Linked DNA regions of Mus musculus: region 2 is linked to region 1. The links are chromatin loops, found by intact Hi-C in ENCODE. Cell type or tissue: left cerebral cortex. All regions are shown on one strand. Links, peaks and the distances in the headings refer to the core of each region. The heading gives the core; the rest is flanking DNA. Region 1 holds the start of Pigv (phosphatidylinositol glycan anchor biosynthesis, class V). Region 2 overlaps Gpn2 (GPN-loop GTPase 2).

The links. Hi-C counts contacts between places; a loop is a spot of excess contacts. Peaks named below come from ENCODE experiments on the same cell type or tissue, not always from the same donor. Only the 100,000 strongest peaks of a DNase experiment are listed, where the experiment ranks them.
Region 2: it touches region 1 in a loop (9-fold over the local background); 1 of 42 quality-filtered maps calls a loop at or near these places.

What each region holds. Positions count from the first base shown.
Region 1 is chr4:133,669,970-133,672,878 of GRCm38, forward strand. It overlaps Pigv (phosphatidylinositol glycan anchor biosynthesis, class V), which reads right to left and starts at 2,678. Exons shown (of 4, transcript NM_178698.5): 1 at 2,350-2,678. In left cerebral cortex, for the core only: a CTCF peak has its summit at 1,348 (motif pointing right); a DNase peak (open chromatin) is centred at 1,381; H3K4me3 peaks cover 1,169 bases; H3K27ac peaks cover 1,221 bases.
Region 2 is chr4:133,590,987-133,593,895 of GRCm38, forward strand. Gpn2 (GPN-loop GTPase 2) reads left to right here. Exons shown (of 5, transcript NM_133884.2): 5 at 340-749. The coding sequence ends at 412. Among named protein-coding and RNA genes, the nearest start is that of Gm42324, 3.6 kb to the right of the region's middle. In left cerebral cortex, for the core only: a CTCF peak has its summit at 1,784 (motif pointing right); a DNase peak (open chromatin) is centred at 1,785.

The DNA of each region.
Region 1 (2,909 bases), core at 45-2,544:
CTTCCCGGTGGGAAGACTATCCTGAAGGCAGCTGGACCACTGGGTGTCACTCTTGAAGCACTCTAGGCCAGTCAGTAAGTAACACACAGATAAGCACAAGCTGGAAAGCTAAGCTCACAGAACTTTTAAAAGCCCGTTGAAATGCTTTTATGTAGGACTCAAAGACCCGGGTTCAAAGCCCAATTTTGTCACTTGCAAGTTCTCCCTTAGTCCCTCTGAGAGTCAGTCCTGTGTGTGTAAACCAGGACACTATTCTCTACCCCTCCGATCTCACCAACTCGTCATCATGGTAAAATGGACTGAACTAAAAGGTACCGCACAAGTCAATGCCGTGGCTGCTATTATTTACCTGTGCCATTTTCCCTTTTGCCCAGAATAATAAGCGAATTCCCAAACCAGAGTCCCCAAAGTGGGGCACAGAACCATCCTAGAAGCCCGTAATTACTACACATGCCAGCTTCACTCTCTGATGTGTGTTCAGCTGGTCTGTTAAATTAAGTGGAGAAGGAAAAGAAAACCACTGCTCAGCAGGACTCCGGCCAGCTCCCACTGCTAAAACAAACTCGGGGAAGACAGAGTCTACCACTCGGGACGGGGTAAACAGCCATTTCCCATCTCCGCGGGAGTGGCGGCAAACTCATACAAAAACCCAGTGCCATTCTGAGGCACAGAATGCACATCAAGGCATTTCTTTAAAAACACAATTTAATAGCAGTCACAGCTCTTACTGTGTTTAAGCAAGGAGAGGAAGAGCCCCGTCTTTCTTCTCTCACGTGGCTAACACCCTCTAAACTTTTAGGCTACACTTGCTTTCTGGAATTTTCTGATCCCACCAGACAGCCCTATATTCTCACTGCCTCATGCTCTGCCATCTTTATCTTCCTATCTGTTCCTTATGAGGACGGGGGCTTTGTCTCCTAACTCTATTATATCCCAGGACCCAGCATGTAAACAGACATCTGTTCTCCCAAGTGCACGAAGTAGCAAGGACAGGATAGAGAATCGTCAAGTTTTCTGACGCTAGAACTAAGATCACTGGTCCAAGCATTTCTCCCATCGTGTTTCTGGTTAGAAAGCAAGATGGCCCAGCGGGCAAAGGCACTTGCCACTACAGTGACCCATAGGCTGAAGATGAGAAGACACTCCCACAAAGTTGTTCTCTGTCCTCACTTAGGTGTGCCAAGGCGCACCTGTAGCTCCACACATATATACATAAACATATGCACATAAAATAGAATTAAAAAAAAAAAAAGCAAATGACAAAGTCACAGAAAGCATGGGAGAAAAGAAAAAATTCTCCGCCAAGGGAACAAGACTGGTTAATAGCGGTAGTACCCCATCCTCGGCACGAGGGGGCGCCTGCTGCTTACTTCATCACCAGGAGACCGGGAGAAAAGGAGGCCCCCTCACCTCCCAACTCCATGTCGGTTTATTTAGGACAATTCAGTTTAAAGTTAAGCCGCAGGAAACAGCATTTTCTGACTACCCACGATATCTCCAACACTGGATTCACTAAACCCAAATAAATGACAGAAACATGGACACCCAACTCAAACTCAATCAATCTCTCCCTCCCTCCCTCTCTTTTCCCTGGCCTCCAATCCGCACGCACAAAGGAGGCAGAGAGAGGAAAAGTACTGAATCCACCTCTGCATCTTGATTCTCAGTCCTTCCCTCTTTCAAACTCTGGCATCAGTGGCCACAGGAGATGCAACCCACACTCAAGTTAAACAAAGTAAAATCAAGACAGTCAATTATCTCTCTAGCTATTTTGCCAACACCCCTTTGAAAGAAGCCCCTTGCCAAATCAGACTCTTAACTGGCCGGATGCTTAGAACCAACCAGTTTCATTTTTCTTTAATTTACCCGTGAAATAGGCTCCAGAGATCTCATTAGACACCAGTAAGACTGTGTAATTACCATCGCCATTTTATGGATGTGAAAACTGAGGCTCACTGGAGCCAAGTGACACGCCCACCACTTAAAGCTCCTCACGCACTGCTTTCTAAAACCTATGTCCACAGTCAGGAGAGCTTTTTGCCATAAACAAAGGGTATGCATTCCTTGTCCAGCCAGGACATCCAAGGCTTAGCCCAGAACTTTCTCCAACTGTAGCACATGTTGTTGCTGGAAGCTTATGGTGATGGGCCCTAACTGGGAAAGATCTGTTGAACTGGAGTCCTGGATTTTCTGCGGAAGGCTAATACTCTCAAATGGGTGCTGCGTTATGACCCAGAGGCAACGTGGAGCGAGCCGCCTCCTTCTGCTAAGCCCTGCCATACTGGGAGCCCGTTCCAGCCTGCTCTTTTCGGACACAGTTCCTACCCAGGACGGGACAGTGACCCTCACCCCAAGGGAGCCACGGCCCAGGGCTTCGTCCCGGGGGAATCGCGGGGCCGGGCCAGGCAACGGGGCCGGAAGCAGACGAGGGCCGGAGGCTGCAAAGGAAGAGGCGGCGCCGGAGGCTGCTATGGCGGAGGGGCGGGGCTCCTCGCTTCTCTACAGCCTCCGCCTAATTTCTCTCGGCCTGCGTTTGACAGCTTCCCTCCCCGGAGGACTCCAGAGTTGCAGAGCTGGCGCCGGATCCTCCGCGCCCGCGCGTCCAGACCACCCCCGCGGAGCTCCAACTTCAGCGCCTCCATCCGGGTCCCGTCCGTGCCGCGCCTGCGCGCCGGCTCGGCCGACGGCGGCCCCGCCCCGCTCCTGCCCGGACTCGGAGCGCCCCGCCCCCCTCCTCGGCGGCCATGTTGACCCCAGCTAGGGCGGGGGCCGAGGCGGCGGCGGTGAGTCGCACCTTCCCGGCGTGGTGACACCTGAGGAGTAGGCCTCTTGACTCGCCAGCAGTTTGTGCGCGGGCGCTGCGCTCCCGGGTCGGGGCTCTCACCCCAGTCCCCTGCCGTGAGCAGCCT
Region 2 (2,909 bases), core at 250-2,749, 79 kb before region 1:
AGGTACTGAGCACCTGTGTGCCAGCTGTCAGGGGTCGGGGAGGGACTCTGTCTACTTGTGATCTTGCAGAAGAGAAAAAGGGAGTGATGGGGACAGGATTTGGACACCCTGGCCTGGCTCTTGAGCATCTGCCACACCAACTGGAGGGCCAGTGCTCCCTGGTCCTTTGTGGGGAAGAAACTGGAGCCCCAAGGGAGGGCTGCAATGGGCGGCTCATACCCACCTGTGGGGGGTGGGGCAGAAGAGATGTGTGTGGGTGGTGGTCTTGAGAAGAGGGCAGCTCCTGCCCAGGCCAGTCCCCCCATCTTCTGCCGTGTCTAAGCCTTAACCTCCCCTCAGCACTCTGGGCATCCAGGAGAAGTACTTAGCACCCTCGGAGCAGACCGCAGAGCAGGAAGCCATGCAGCTGTGACACATGGGCCTGGAGAGCCGGGGACACCTCAGCGAGGTACGGACCCAAAAACCACGTCCAGCCAGAGCAGAGGCTGGGAGGAAACCTCCATCCCTGCAAAGGACTTCTAGAGAAGAAGCCACGCATAGCACCCTTTGTGGTGCCGACAAGCTCAAGCCCCAGGAGGACTGGCTCTACATGGGCTGCAGTGGATGGGCATGCTACGATAGGAGATGAGTCTCTATTTTTTTGTGACCTTAAACCTTTCTTCAACCCTCTGGACCCAGGGATTTGGAGAACAAAGAAATGTCTTTAATTAACGTTTTAATTAAATTTAATTTAATTAATGTTTTTAAATAACGTTTTTTTAGTGTGTGTCTGTGTTGCTCAAGCATGTGTGTGTGTATGCGCGCGCGCACACGCGTGTGTGGGCTGGGGGGCCTGTGTATGGAGGTCAGAGGGTAACTTGGAGCTGGTTCTTCCCTGAGTTCTGAGGTTGAACTCGGGTCAGGGACATGGTGACAGATGCTCTTGCCTGACGCTCTTGTTTCTTCAGGTCAGTGTTTCACAGCCTGGGCTCACAGCCTGGGCTCACAGCCTTGGCTAGGCAGATTACAGCTATGCACTGGACTCTTGTCGTGATTTAGTTGTTCTTCAGTGCTTTTTTAAAAAAGATTTTATTTATTTTATCTATGTGAGTACACTGTCGCTGTCTTCAGACACACCAGAAGAGGGCATCAGATCCCATTTCAGATGGTTGTGAGCCACCATGTGGTTGCTGAGAACTGAACTCAGGACCTTTGGAAGAGCAGTCAGTGCTCTTAACTATTGAGCCATCTCTCCAGCCCCTTGTTTGTTTGTTTTGTTTTTTCGAGACAGGGTTTCTCTGTGTAGCCCTGACTGTCCTGGAACTCACTCTACTGAACTCAGAAATCTGTCTCTGCCTCCCAAGTGCTGGGATTAAAGGCGTGCGCCACCACTGCATGGCTCATGGTTTTATTCTGCTTTTCTCAAATACTAGTCAAAGTTTGAAAAATTAACATAACTTGGGCTGGAGACATAGCTAGTAGTGGCTAGCACACACAAGGTGCCAGAGTCAACTCCCAGCACTTCCAAAGACAGGCAAAAGAGTCCTTCAGACAGTCCATTCTGTGTGGGGGTGAATGCCTCTAATCCCAGCACAGGACGTGGAGGCAGTAGGATTGGGAGTTGAAGGCCAGCCTTGGCTAAATAGTGAGTTTCAGACAAGCCTGGGCTGTAGAAGCCCTTGTCTAACGATCTGTGCAAAGTGAGTTATTTAAGGTATGCTAGGACTGTTGTCTGGGAACGGGAATGTTTCTCTTTGCTGTTTGTGCTGTTTGGGGGGTGGGAGGGCTGCAGTTTGCGTTTCCAGCCAGTAGGTGGCACTGTAGACTTAGTTTTCCCCATAGAACCTGACAGGAAGGGCCTGATGGCCAAGGGGCACTGGTGCCAGAGACTTTTCTGACTTTATCTATAGACCAATTGCACGCAGCTACATGTGTGCAGGGCTCGGCATTTTACACAGAACCTGCAAATACAGAATCCTCACACGTCTCTTACAGCGATCCAGAGAGAAACAAGCTAGGGAATGTCCGGAGACTGGTTCCCTCGTGGCTCACTTTGCCAAGTAACTCTGGAGTGGCCCCTCTTTGGTATACATACTGATGAAAAGTTCCAGCCACCATGCTGTGGGAGCTGCGGTCAATCAAGAGGGAACACTGAGGCATCTGTACGTGGTTCCAAGTACCGATGGAGTTGAATCGGTGGTGGGTTTCTGTGCTGCGGGCAGAGGGAGAACGCAGCTTCTTCATAAAGTCTGCCCTGAAGTGGCTCGTGTTGGCTTCCCAGTGTGGGCAGCCATAGCTGAGAGCAGGAGGGGGCAGCCAGCTTCGCTCCCACGCCTGGCTTCGGAGGGATAATAATGGGGTGCTGTTTCCCCAGCCTCTTTCATCTGAGGAGTTCAAAGTGCCTCACCCTTATTAATGCCCTGCACAGTGGGGGGAGAGTACCCACAGAGCAATCCAGGGAAACTGAGAGCAGGAGCCACAACCCGAGGTGGTGAGTCAACTGTGGGGCCTGGGGCCCAGGAATCCCGCCACCCAGGCTGCTGGGAAATGCCTCGTCTAGGGAGGAAGGCAGCTTCTGGGTTTGAATAGCATCAGTAGCTGTGGCCGTGGGTTTTGATGCTTACCCATCAGACTCACCAGAGAAAACCACATGCAGGGACTGACGGCATCACTTACAGCGTCACAGCTCAGCTGTACCCCTCAGCATACATTCACTGCGGCCACAGTGGAGGTATGGAGCAGGTTACAGCTTATTTTGAGACCTTGGTGTGGCAGCAAGCATTTTTTCCTTTGGTGAATATGGTTCACAACCAGGCTCGGTGGTGCCCATCTGTAATCCCAGACACTGGAGTTGGGGGGTCAGCTTTTGTATTAGCAAGTTCCAGGCTGGTCTGGGCTACATCTCGTCTGTCTCAACATACAAACACTCG